Linked DNA regions of Homo sapiens: region 1 is linked to region 2. Evidence: chromatin contacts called from ENCODE Hi-C data. All regions are on one chromosome and are shown on one strand. The core of a region is the stretch at or near the end of the contact, and the rest is flanking DNA. Distances in the headings are between cores, read along the strand shown. Region 1 has its middle 120 kb from the start of GUCY1A1. Region 2 holds the start of GUCY1A1 (guanylate cyclase 1 soluble subunit alpha 1).

Region 1 (7,242 bases), core at 2,681-5,180, 120 kb after region 2:
GGCTAATTCGGTTCCCCTTCTGAAAAAAAACATCCTTCTAAGGTTTCTACTCAATGCCCTGTGTGTTAAGAAATCTTTCCATTCTGGCTAATGAGAACCAAAACTTTCCCCAATCCTTCATCATGATTATTCTACTGACTCCTTTCCAGTGGTCACTCCCTCCAACCCACCCCTGGGTTTAGTAGTTTCCTCATATACAGGAAGTGATCAGTACTCAAAGACACAAGGGGTGTCTCTGTGGAATTCTGGAACTTACCATCTGTGTGACACCTTTTCTCCAGAGCTCCACCGCATAAATTCGAGCTGCCTTGACCTCCATGAACTCAGAGCTCAGTCTCTTTACTTATTGAAGCTTTTGGCTTTGTTTGGAAGTCCTGATTCTTGTGCTGGAATTTGAAAATTCCAGGCAGTAAGTTGGAACATGTGTTGGGCTGCAAACTGGGAACTCTCTCCAGGCAGTGAGTTGGGACACTTGTTGGGTTCACTTGCTTTGTTTTCCTGGCCTGTACTACCTGTCATCCAGTGATCTAAAATTGTTATTTCATATATTTTATTTTTTTCTTATTTGTTTAAGCCAAGAATGTAAACTTAGTAACTGTTATTTTAACATGGTGAGAATCAAAAGTTTTTTGAATTTTAATCAGAAACATTATATTTTTATAATAATTTAGGAACATTGATTATCATTATAATATTAAGACTTCCCATTTAGTAATATGTTAAAAAGTTTAATTTATTCAAGCCTTTTAGTATCTTGCAGGTAAGCTGAACTTCATATGGGTTCTGCATATCTCCAACTAAAATTATTCAAATGTATTAAATGCTTTTTTATTGTTATATAATAGTTAATGAGGTATTTTGCATTTATATTTCTAATAAATTTTTGTCATCATATTAGAAAACGACTGATGTACATATTTTGTTACTGGACAAGTTCCTTCACCATGCATTTTCATTTTTAGTAGTTTTATAATTATCATTTAGATTTTGAAAATAAAACAAATTCTACCGTTTATGCTTCTGTCTGTAGTATGACTATCTCTCTTGCTGCTCATTGAGTGTTTGTTATGTGCCAGTTACTGAGGTATGCTCAAAAACTGCCTAATTTATTCTTATCAAAACCTTACGAGGTAGTTACTATGCTCCTCACTGAAAGTTAACTAAGGCTCAGAGAGTTATTAATTGCCAAAATATAGACAACTAATAAGGGATAGAGACAATAATTTACCTAACTTGCTGGATTGAAATAGTGTACTATTGTGTTTTAAAAATGCTTATAATTTAAAAAAATTATAACTTTATCTTTTTTTTTGAGACGGAATCTCACTCTGTCACCCAGGCTGGATTGCAGTGGCGCGATCTTGGCTCACTGCAAACTCCACCTCCCAGGTTCATGCCATTCTCCTGCCTCAGCCTCCCAAGTAGCTGGGACTACAGGCGCCCGCCACCATGCCTGGATAATTTTTTGTATTTTTAGTAGAGACGGGGTTTCACTGTGTTAGCCAGGATGGTTTCGATCTCCTGACCTTGTGATCTGCCCACCTTGGCCTCCCAAAGTGCTGGAATTACAGGTGTGAGCCACCGTGCCCGGCTTATCTCTTTTTTTAACACTAAAATTCTGTTATATTTTTCTTATTTTATTAGATCAACTGGAAATTCCATATCAAAATTAATGTATAGTTTTGGTAGAAGGCATTATGAGTATCTTCTTGACTTTAATGAGTATGTCGATAGTGATAATAACAATTATAATAATAATGGTTATCATTATGGTAGAGGTAATGTTACCTCACAACATTATTCCAACCAAAACAAGACATAATAAAAAGAATAAGGTTCCAAAATGAGAGTCACATGGTTTTAATCTAATTTTGATAGTATGTTGGAAAGTAGGTGATGTGTAATTCTTTACCCCTTGACTGTGGGCCTGGACTGTGTGACTCATTTAACATGACATAACCAAAATGTTGCACAGTGTTTTTATGATGGGCTTGATGATGTGGGCCTCTGTCATCATCACAGAACTTGCCCCAGTTGCCCTCCGATTGTAGAAGGCCGAGAGATACGCAATGCAGTCTAGAACCACAGCCCCTCAGGGTAAGCAGAGCTATCCCAGCCACTGCAGCCTAAGACATAGCTGCACCAGGCAACCAAGAATAAATGCTTGTCATTTTATAGCACTCAGTGTTGGGATGGTTTGTTATACAGTATGATAACAGGAATAGCTAATTAGTATAAGTATTTCCTTAAAATATTGTTTTCATTTTTTCATTAAATATTTATTAAGCATTTACTCTATGCTGTTGTGATGATAGGTACTAAGTCTGAAATAGTGAACAAGAAAGAGACAATATCTACCCTCATGACACATATTCTCTGGAAGTGTGAGAAAAGTTTTTTGAAAAGTATAATTTTCAACATGAAGAAAAGCAGAAGAGCCCATTAAAAAAAATCTTATTTTCGCAGTGTTGTCAGAATTGTTTTGAAATTTAAATATGCAAATAATATTAGAGAAGTAGAACTACTCAGAGGAAAAATGGTTGAAAAGGTTGGCAATCAATTTACTAAGAAAATTTGAAAAATTATTTTGACTTAAGTAATGTTAGTTTGGATTAGAGGAATGAAGATATAAACCTACGAAACATCCATATGAGGCTGTTCTTATTGGAACCTTGTGTAGCTATGTACCAGTCTATATAAATAAATGTGTAACATATATAAAATATGCGTACATGAATACATATATCACAAAACACATCATTTTATAAACATAAGAGAAAATAATACATATAAGGAAAATATATGGAGAAAATGAAATCAATAATGAAAATGAGCTACTGTGCATAGTCTATTCCTCATAAATTCTCATAAGATAATTTGCACAGTCCTGCAATGTGCTATTTAGTTAAAATTGCCTTTGGAAGGATGTGGAAGTGTGCCAAACTGAGATCTAGATATAATTAAAGGAAGCTGCTTCTCGTTCCTGTCATATAAATCTTCTGTAGAACACTGTTGGTTGTTATGTAAGAATTGTTAATATTCTTAATTCCATCAAAGTATCACACAAATGAAAACTCGCTTTAGATGTGGAGGACAAAACTTGCCACTCCCCTTGTCTGGGATACCAGCTCTGGTGGCCTGTATTCATGCTTGACTAAAATGATATGATACTGCCTGCAAATGATACTTTTCCATGGCAGAGATCCACATTCTAGCTGCACCAAACCCATACAAATGTGGTCCCTTATTCAAAAACCGGGAAAAAAAAGCTCTTTCTTCCTTCTGCATTCTACAAGTATCTTTGGATATGTTATTGTATTTTTTATCTGTTATTTAGCGTCATGCTCCGTGGACATGGGGATACTCAGCAGTTAAGTGCAGATCACTACAGACTCCTGGGGCCCTTGCACACCTGCCCTAACCTTCCCTGTTCCCACGCTCAGGCCCCTACTGGGGGCAGAGGGCAGCAGTGGTTGCTGGGGAGCAGGTAACCAAAAGCCCATTACAGAGAGACAGAAAGGCAGCAATGGAAAGTGTGCCAGTAGGAGGCGGGACATGCATGAGCGGAGGTTTTAAGCCCCTAGCAAATGCTTGATTGTCCCATTAGCTGTCACTTACAAAACACAAATTCAAAGATAAAATTATTAAGAATTTCAAGAATGAGACAGAAAGGCATTAAACCTCAAGAAAGGGGCCTGCTTCTGCGTGTGAGGTTTTGAGCTAGAGCTCTGTCCGCTGGACCTGTGAAGTGGGCCCTGGGGTGCGATTGTCTCAGAAACTGAAGTTTCTGTCCCTGCCCTAGCCCTTGACATTGATGTCCAGCTCTGCAGCTTGGCAGTGCACTCTAACAGTTATTTCTCAACTGCAGCTGCTGGAAATTAGGCCATCCCCACCCCCAGCTGGTATCCTCTAGCTCTGGGTTCCTGAGCTTTTTGTCTACAGATGGAGCGGGGACGAGTGCTCTGTATCCTGAGTTCCCCAGCATCCTGCCCCTGTTCTCAGCTGCTCCTCCACCACCGACCAGAATAAAATTCAGAGGTCAGCTGGCTCCTGTGTTGTGCTTTCTCCTTCAGGGTAACTGTAGCTAAAATTTCTAGGCTCATAGGGATACACCCCTCTCTACAGCTGTATTCAGTGTGTGATTTGGAGCAAATCATATCTACTTCTCCAGATAGCTAATTTCAGCAGAGATCAACTATCCCATTTTTAGTGAGAACTTCAAGCCCATTATGTGGTTTATATCTTTAGCTTTATCATCAAGGCCACCTATGCAGCTTATACAGTTTCTCTGGGGTTGGGAGTGCTATAGTCTGTATATTCGTTTTCCTCCAAAATTAATATGTTGAAATCTAAGCCTTAATATGTTGTTATGAAAAAGTGGGGCATTTAGGAGGTGATTAGGTCATGAGGGCTCCACCTTTGTGAATGGGATTGGTGTCCTTACAAAAGAGGCTGAAGGGGAATGTTTGTTCTTTGGATCCACAACATGAGGACCCAGCCAGAAGTGCCATCTTTGAAGCAGAGAGCATGCCCTCTCCAGACACCAAATCTGCTGGCGCCTAGATCCTATACTTCCCAGCCTCCAGAATTTTGAGCAATAAATTCGTTTTTTCTTTTTCTTTTCTTCTTCTTTTTTTTTTTTTGAGACAAAGTCTTGCTCTGTTACCCAGGCTGCAGTGCAGTGGCACGAGCTCGACTCACTGCAACCTCCGCCTCCCAGGTTCAAGTGATTCTCCTGCCTTAGCCTCCTGACTAGCTGGGATTACAGGCACAAACCACCACACCTGGCTAATTTTTGTATTGTTAGTAGAGATGGGGTTTCACCATGTTGGTCAGGCTGGTCTGGAACTCCTGACCTCATGATCCACCTGCCTCGGCCACCCAAAGTGCTGGGATTACAGACATGAGCCACCACACCCGGCCTGAGCAATAAATTTCTATTGCTTACAAAGCATCCAGTGTAAGGTATTTTGTTATAACAGCCTGAATGGACTAAGACAGGAAGTGAGGGGAAGGCTAGAAATTAATGGCTCTCAAAGAGTCACATCCTGCAACAGCTGAGTCAGACCAAGAAGCTCAGTTCAGGCCAAGCTGGGTGGGATCCTTTATTTGAGTGCATCTATTCTACAATCTTCCATGTGATCAGCTGTAAGTGTTGGATCTACCACTTGAGAGCAGAGTTTCAGGGGACAGAGGAAAGAGGACATCCTGACAGTTCATCTGACCCGTGAATACTGAGAATATTCAGCTCTGGAAAGGCCAACTGTAGGGAGCAGTGGGAAGATGCAGGAGCTGAGATTCAGTCAAAGGCTTGCAATCCTGGAGACACAGATTGCAAAAGCCCTGTCCACAGCAAGGGCTGGATAGAAATTTATCTCTGGTAAAAGAGTCTTTGCCAAAGTATTTTGCTTTATGAATTCACCATCATAGCCAGCCACTCTCTCTTTTTATTTATTTTTATTTATATTATTATTACTTTTTTGAGAAAGAGTCTTGCTCTGTCGCCCAGGCTGGAGTAAAATGGCACGATCTCGGCTCACTGCAACCTCCTCCTCCCAGGTTCAATCAATTCTCCTGCCTCAGCCTCCCAAATAGCTGGGATTACAGACGTCCACCACCACGCCTGGCTAATTTTTTGTATTTTTAATAGAGACAGGGTTTCGCCATGTTGGCCAGGCTGGTCTTAACCCCCTGACCTCAGATGATCCACCCGCCTTGGCCTCCCAAAGTGCTGGGATTACAGGCGTGAGCCACTCAAAAAATAATAATAATGTGAAAAAATACCTAGATATTACCTACACTTCCTCTACCCTCTGCCTGAAGGAGGGTAGCTTAAATATGTGAAATAGTATGAGCTCCCAGAGCAAGCAACACTGCTCACTCAGGGTTTGGGAAGGCGCACAAGCAGAGGTCTTTTAGCAAGATGCTGCCATGCCCCTTTAGTGGTTGCTGTAGACACACCCAGAGATGGGGAAGGAGGTCATGATTGCTTATATTAGGTTGGTGCAAAAGTAATTGCGGTTTTTGCCATAGGTATTTTTCCTATGGCAAAATCGCAATTAATTTTGCACCCACTTAATATTACTTTGCTCACCAGAACTACTATGGGTTTGTGGTGAAATTCAATTACAAGATCTTTTTTATTAAGATATAAACAGATATATTTCTTCCATAAGTGTGGAGATACCAAGATAAAAAGGCAAGAAACAAGAAGAACAAAAGAAGGGGACATTGGGCAGAATATCCTTGGATGTTACTCATTTTTCCTGAGTGCATGTATGTAGTTAGTTATATTTTAGATAGGTTTGCAACAACCCTGACAGACGTTTCTTGAGAACAGTGACCATATTTGTATTAGTTTGCTAGGCTACCATGACTGAAACACAGAAATTACTGTCTCACAGTTCTGGAGGCTAGATGTCTGGAATCAGGTTGTCTGTGGGGTTGGTGCCTTCTGAGGCCTGTGAAGTTCTGTGTCTCTCCTGTAACTTGTGGTGTTTTGCTGGGGATCTTTGGCATCCTTTGGCTTCTCTGTTGCATCACCCACATCTCTGCCTTCATCTTCACATGGAGCTCTCCCTGTGTGCTGTCTATGTCCAATCACCCCTTTTTAAAAGAGCGCCAGTCATGTTGGATTAGGGGCTCACCCTACCCCGGTATGATCTCATCATAACTAATTTCATCTGCAAGAGCCCTATTTCCAAATCAGGTCCCATTCTGGGTACTGGAGGTTAGGATTTCAACATATGCATTTGGTGGTGGTGGAGAGGACAAATTAATGCATAACAGTAAACTACTTAACCTATCTGCTTTTCGGAGATGAATCATTAGACAGTGGTGCCAGTGGTCTCAGATTTCATTTAGTAGATTTTCATGAGTTCCCTTAGGAATCCAGCTTAGCCATTTCCCAGGGGACATCGAGGTCTTTTATTCTGTAAACCCAGGGGAATCTCAAACCTCTCCCGACCTAACAGGGTAGTAGGGGTGTCCAGCAAAAATAGCTTCTTCTTTCTGAGCCATTCCAGAGGACGCTAGTTCCATCAGTCTTTGTTTCTCTTTTCTTTTTTTTCTTTTTCTTTTTTTTTTTTTTTGAGATGGAGTATCGCTCTGTTTCCCAGACTGGAGTCCAGTGGCGTGATCTCAGCTCACTGCAAGTTCCGCCTCCCAGGTTCGTGCCATTCTCCTGCCTCAGCCTCCTGAGCAGCTGGGACTACAGGCGCCCTCCACCACACCTGGCTAATT
Region 2 (6,536 bases), core at 960-3,459:
TGTTGTTTTGATAAGAAAAAGTATGGCTTACGTGTTTTTACCCCGTGGTTCTTAATTTTCTATTAGGACACAGGTCCATTTTGGATATTTGACTATGTACTATCTCCCTTAAAATGCAGCCACTCTAATGTTTAAATACAATTTTAGGGACTTCACGGCCCCTTGAAGAAGATCACGGACCCAGTTGTTTAATGGCTGAACAAAGCACAGAATGCATAGACAACTTCCACTGAAGCAATAATAAAGCTTATATGTATAACTTTCAGACCAATTAAGTGTTGCTTATTTTGGTTACATCGTCGTTGCTATCATAACGAGTTTACTTTTTACCACTGTACATAATAGGGTACCTGAAATGATCACTCTTAAAGAAAAAATATGTATAGCAATTTTAGGAAAAGCAACAGACCACTTCTACACTCTGAACCAAGATAAAAAAAAATTATATCAAGTGCTTCTATGCTTACCCATATGTAACAGGAAAGTTTGACGTTTGTACAAAGACAGTTCTAGTAAGTGGTAGAGATGTATGAAATCAAATCAATTCATTAAATAGGCATTTAGTGAAATTACCATAGGAGAACTGATCCTAAAACATCACTATTGATATGTTATAAATGAAGTTCAAATGAAAGAAAAAAAAATCTGTCCTATTTAAAACTCAGCACTGTTTCCATAGGTTCCAAATCAAGATGCCTTCAACCAGTCATCGTTAAGTGAGCCATACAATCTTCTGGCTTACTTCAGAAGATGTAAACTGTTTATCGAGTGCAAAATGAAAGAATAACCATGTGAAAATCAGTGAGCAGAGAAAGACGCACGAAATCCATAGCCTGAAATCACATGACCACATTGCAACGCAGCCCCTCACACCATTGTCACTGTCAGGCAGCTCAGGCGACAGGGTGCAGACAGGCGCGGAGACCGCGGTGGCCCCCTGCTCACGCTTTCTCCAAGAGCCGCAGTCCTAACGAAAACAGAAATGGGACTGCTAAGCAGTAAATCATTTGTCTCTCTCGCACACACGCGCACACCTCGTGGAGCCGCTGGGCAGTTAGCCGGCTGCCTTCTCTGGGCAGCCCAGCGATCGCAGCTTTTGCTGTGGAGGAGGACGCGCCTCTTACCCACGCCGCAGCCGGCCGGGTGAAGTTGCCCTGAAGCCCGCCACCGCCTCCAGCCCTGCTGCCTCCGGGGTCCAGGCATCCCCCAGCTGCGCCCGCTCGCTTGCCTGCCGGCGCGCCGGAGGCCGCAGCGCTGCACGCGGCTGATGGGCTCTGGGGCCCAGGCGCCCTGGCCGTGGGAGACCAGCGGCCCCGGCGCGCCCCGCGCGTTCTCACGGCCCGGCCCCGCGAGCTCAGCAGCCGGCGCGGCGCTGCTCGGCGCCCACCCCCGTCTGTGCTCCTCCCTCGGGCGCCGCGGGTCCCCCGGGCCCTGGGCCGGCCCCTCGGGCGTCCTCTCCTTTCCTCTCGCTCCTCCCCAGCGTGGGAACCCGATGCTGGCTTCCCAGGGCTGGGCAACTGGGAGCGTACCGAAGGTTTCTCAGGAGAGGAAGGAGACCCAGCCCAAGCGGGGGTCCCGGAAGAGGGACCGCCTGTCTGAAGAACCCCGACCCGCGTGGGGATGCAGCGACCACTTACTTGGTGGCTTCGCACACCTCGGGGCTGTGCTTCCGGATCTCTAGCAGCTCCAGGGCGCGCCTCGCAAATCCGCACTGCGAATGGAGAAAGAGAGCAGGCGTCAGGGGTGGCAGGCAGTGAGCGGGAGAGGGGACCCTGCAGTGGCACCTGTCGGTCCCCGCGCGAGTGCACCCTGGGCACTCGCGGCAGCGGCACTTACGCTTGGGTCGCTCATGTCTACCTGTTCAACAGGCTAGGCGGGACGCGGCGTGCCTCGGAAACTGTATCGCCCGCGTGGCTCCCAGACAGTCCTCCTTGCCTTTGTCTCTCTGTGTCTGTGTCTCCCTCTTTGATCACCCCAAAGGAACCCTTGCAGTTCCTTTCCATAAGGCATTCGATTTTTTCAGACCTCTGCCCGCCTCCTCCCCTTCTCCGCACCGAAAGACTGAAAAAGAAAGTAGCAGCCAAAACGCACCATGGTGAGATCACGCCCGGCTGGGGTCTCTAAGCTCCTCCAGGCGCTCCCTCCCCCACAGGTGTCCTCCGCCTGGGTCTGTTCCAGGCTGCTCGCTGCTCTAGCGCAGGAAAAGTGTAGGAAAACTCTGCACTGAAACCTGCTTCTGGAAAACTGACTCTGAGCTGAGTCCCACCCACTAGGCTCAGACTAGGGCAGGGGAACTGAGTCCTGGTCTCTGCAGCCGCCCAATCGCCATAACAGAAATCACTGTGTGGAGACAGAGACCTAGGGGCAGGGGACAAAAAAAAAAAAAGAGAGAGAGAGAGAGAAAGAAAAAAATTGGAGGGGACTCCAGGAAAATTTGGCACACTTAAAAAGAAAAACAAAAACATGTCTTCTCCACTATGCACTGGTGTGGAAAAACTGTAGTTTTCCACAGTTAAAAACTCCAACATTTCTGCTGGGGAAGTTGACATCTGCGCTGATGACTCTCTTGTCCTGGTTTTCAGATTTGAAGCCAATCTACTCATTTGCAGATGCAGTTTTATGGTTACAGAGATTTTACATCTTTTCAGTAAGGTCTGGCTTCTGCCTGGTTCAGTGCATTTAGTTATATTTGTTACCGTTGTGTGTGTTGTGATATTATGCTTTTAGTCACCTTTCTGACTTAAAAAAATCCCATCATGCTGTTCCATTGTGAATTAACAATTAATCATGATCTTTATGTGATCCATTTTCAATTCAGTTCAATTCATGGTTATCTTCCTCTTTTATATCTCCCCCAAGTACACCATCTAATCTGGTCCCATTTGTAAGCTCATCACATTTGCAAACTTTCTCCCAGTCTTGCCTACTGTGCTTGCCTCATAGTGAACATTAATCAGAATCAGGAAAAAAATACATTTAAATAAGTCAGGAACAGTTAAGAAAGTCAGCAATATAAGCACAGGTAGTCACAGAAACTTTTGCCTTCCTGCCATCTCAGAAACTTCTCTTCCTCTACATTTAACCCATGATACTCTCTTAGATCAGTAGGACATTTGTACTAAGAATATTTAGAACTTCAGATGTAGAAGGAAACTTAAAAAATACACAGTAATTCATTAGTAAAAAGAAGAGGGAAGTCATACTATTTTTAAGTAAATGCTATGAACATTCAGAAGAAAATGAGATATTGTCTGACAGGGTTCATAAAGGAACAGTACTAGAGATAGGACTTGAAGGATTGGTTATGTTTGGAAAAAGATAAAATAGAGGACTTTTTTGTTGTTTTTGCTTTTCTCTGACAGAGGGAAACTTGTGAGCAAACATACAGAGGTTGGAAAGGCATGACACTGTTATTCAAGAAACAAGGAGTAATACCATCTGGTAGAAATAAAAAGTACATAAAGAAAAGTGTAGGAAGATACGGTGGAAAGATAGGCCGGGTTCAGATGCCTGATCCGCAGTTGTCACGTGTTGCAGGCTTGTATAAAGACTTTGTTGTTGCTGTTGTCCTCGTCTGTTGATACCATTACCAATATTCCTTTCATTCTGGAAAATGACTTGTTTAACCCATTAATTTCTACTTTTACCATTCTCAAGTTTTATGGCACACCAAACTCCTTGATTAGTATTGCATTTGACCCCAGTACATTCTGCCAGGAGCTACCGAGTTTTACTAAGAGTAGACTCTCAACTGGATAGTGTCTTGTCTTCTTCCTCCTCTATCCTTTCTGACTGTCAGACAATGGGTAAGAAGAGGAAGCAACCAATCTAAACATAAGGGTGGCTAGAACCACCAAAAGGTGACTGCAAAAGACATTCTGTAATCTGGATGTTTGATATGCTCTAAAAAAGTAACAAGAGTTCCTTGTTGTTAGGGAAATACTAATCTTCACAGCCTAATTTCCTAGTAATGAAAATGGTTCATAACGGGATTCACTAAAATGCCTGCTGAGTGGATAAATGAATACCTGAATATTTCATCATCTTCCAGGTCCAATCTTCTTTCTTATAGTTGACTTATGGGTTAAAACCTACTTTCCTCCACTTTATGGAGAATAAGAAAGTTGTCATGACAACTTAATAAAAATGTTAACAAGGAAAATTACTCAGTGTAAAGCAATCTCCTTAGCCATGTTGATGCTGGCAGAAAAGCTCAAGAAATTTTTATTTCCTCTCAAGATGCTTTGTTTTTCTTGTACCTACAACCCACAATTGACAACAGCATGAAAGCATTTAAATGTACATTACTTTCACACTTGCAAATGAAAGGACAATGGCAACTAGAGATAGTATCTAAATCCTTGCTACTCAGAGTATGGTTTCTATATTAGCAGTATCCCATAACCTACAATCTTGTTGGAAATACAGAAGTTCAGGCCCCTCTCTAAACCAACTGAATCAGACTATCCATTAAACAGAATCCTCAAGTGATTCCTATGCACATTAAAGTTTGAAAAGCACTGGTCTACTATCAAGGCATTAAGTATGATAAGCCTCAAAACACATCGTATGAATCTTTCTAAATTCAGGGATTTTTAGAACCTGCATCTTTATTTTTCTGGGTTACTATTGCCATGTCAGTTCAAATAAAGTAATGGGACTAATGGTTTCATCTCTACTGACTTTGTGGACCATAAAAAATCCATAAACCAAGGGGAATTAAGAACGAGATAGAGAACAGTAAAAGGGTAGAAATGAGAGAAGTGTTACATATATGTCAGGGTCAGAGCTTTGTTTTATTTTTAGCAAACGAACAAACTATGGATTGTATGGTTTACCAAATTAGGATAACCTCTCAAATATAAGAAAAATAAGATAAACTTCTGGCTCCTTATTTCCTCCTTTTCTTAGTATTATTCATTTTCAATTTGTTTTAATGTACCTGGTTAAAGTTTACACTGGTAACTTGCAGTAAGATGATGCAAAGACTCCAAAATGTCTCTTTTGTATGAATGTAAAGCTTTAGTTAGAAAAACTAGATCTTATTAGGTTGGCGTCCACGCATTTCTAGTCCTGGTATAGACATTCACAAAGCAGCCTGGACTGGAAGAGATTCTGATGGTAACAGAAATGCTGTCCACTATATTTTTGCCAAGGAGTTGGTGTTTGTGAGCAGTAAATACAGTGGTAGGTAGAATAATGGCACTCCAAAGATGTCTACCTGCTAATCCTTAGAACCTGTGAATATGCAATTTTACATGGCAAGAGAGAAGTAAGGATGCAGATAGAATTAGGGTTACTAATCAGCTAGTCTTGAGATGGGAATATTATTCCAGATTAGGTGGGTGAACCAAATGCAATCAAAAGGGTCCTTGTAAAAGAAAGATTAAAGCAATAGAGTCAGTCAGAGTCGGAGTGATGCTATGTTAGAAAGAATTGATAAGCAATTGCTGGCTTTGAAAATAGAAAGGGGGCTGGGTGCAGTGGCTGACACCTGTAATCCCAGCACTTTGGGAGGCGGATGCGGGTGGATCACTTGAGGTCAGGAGTTCGAGACCAGCCTGACCAATATGGTGAAACCCTGTCTCTACTAAAAATACAAAAAATTAGCTGGGCATGGTGGCAGGTGCCTGTAATCCCAGCTACTCGGGAGGCTGGGGCAGGAGAATTGCTTGAACCTGGGAGGTGGAGGTTGCAGTGAGCCGAGATCACGCCATTGCACTCCAGCCTGGGCGAGAAGAGCGAGACTCCGTCTCAAAACAAAAAAAAAGTAGAAAAGAAAAGAAAATAGAAGGGGCTTAGCCAAGGAATATGTGCAGCCTCTAGAAGATGAATAAGGCTAGAAAATTATCCTCCCTTAGAGTCTCTGGGACAGAAAGTAGCCCTGCCATCACCTAGGTTTTAGTCTAATGAGACTCATTTCAAACTTCAGACTTCCACAGATGTAAGATAATAAACGTGTGTTGTATTAAGCACTAAGTTCGGGGGTAATTTGTTACAATAGTAATAGGAAACTAAATGTCAAAGTGTCTTTGGTATTGGACAATGGCAAAGGCTGGAAGAATTGTGTGTAGCCAGCATTTTAAAAACCTAGATTGCAGGGTGGGGGGATGGGGGAGGGATAGCATTAGGAGATATACCTAATGTAAATGATGAGTTAATGGGTGCAGCACACCAACATGGCACATATATACATATGTAACAAATCTGCACGTTGTGTACATGTATCCTAGAACTTAAAGTATAATAATAAAAAATAAAATAAAATAAAAACCTAGATTGCCTTGAACACATTGTTAGTAGAAACATGGATGCTAACTCTGCTAGTGAGGCCTCAGAAGAAAGTGAGAGGCATGGTAGAGAAAATCTGTATCATCTTAGGGAATACATAAATCATCATAAATCATCATGAACAGACTGCTGGTACAAATATGGACATTAAAAGTGCTACGAACAGGATACAGGTGGAAATGAGGAAAGTGTTATTGGAAGTTGTAGGAAAGGAGATCATCAGTTGATATGGTTTGGCTGTGTCC

The links. A loop is a pair of places that touch in the nucleus more often than their neighbours do. Pooled maps may share reads with other maps.
Region 1: a map of Right ventricle myocardium superior shows a loop between it and region 2 (1.8-fold over the local background). The contact joins the enhancer-like site here to the promoter of GUCY1A1 in region 2. A Hi-C loop is called at or near these places in 5 of 168 maps with a recorded cell type or tissue (PC-3, Right ventricle myocardium superior, heart right ventricle and 1 more), 2 of 37 single-sample maps with no recorded cell type and 6 of 50 pooled maps.

Annotation. Positions count from the first base shown.
Region 1 is chr4:155,541,384-155,548,625 of GRCh38, reverse strand. No RefSeq gene overlaps it. Among named protein-coding and RNA genes, the nearest start is that of GUCY1A1, 120 kb to the left of the region's middle. Within about 2 kb of position 3,930, at least 4 of the 41 ENCODE cell types and tissues checked have a DNase peak (open chromatin) inside an H3K27ac peak, as active enhancers do; they include heart right ventricle, where a contact is called at or near this core.
Region 2 is chr4:155,662,521-155,669,056 of GRCh38, reverse strand. It overlaps GUCY1A1 (guanylate cyclase 1 soluble subunit alpha 1), which reads right to left and starts at 2,209. Exons shown (of 10, transcript NM_001130682.3): 1 at 2,092-2,209; 2 at 1,638-1,711.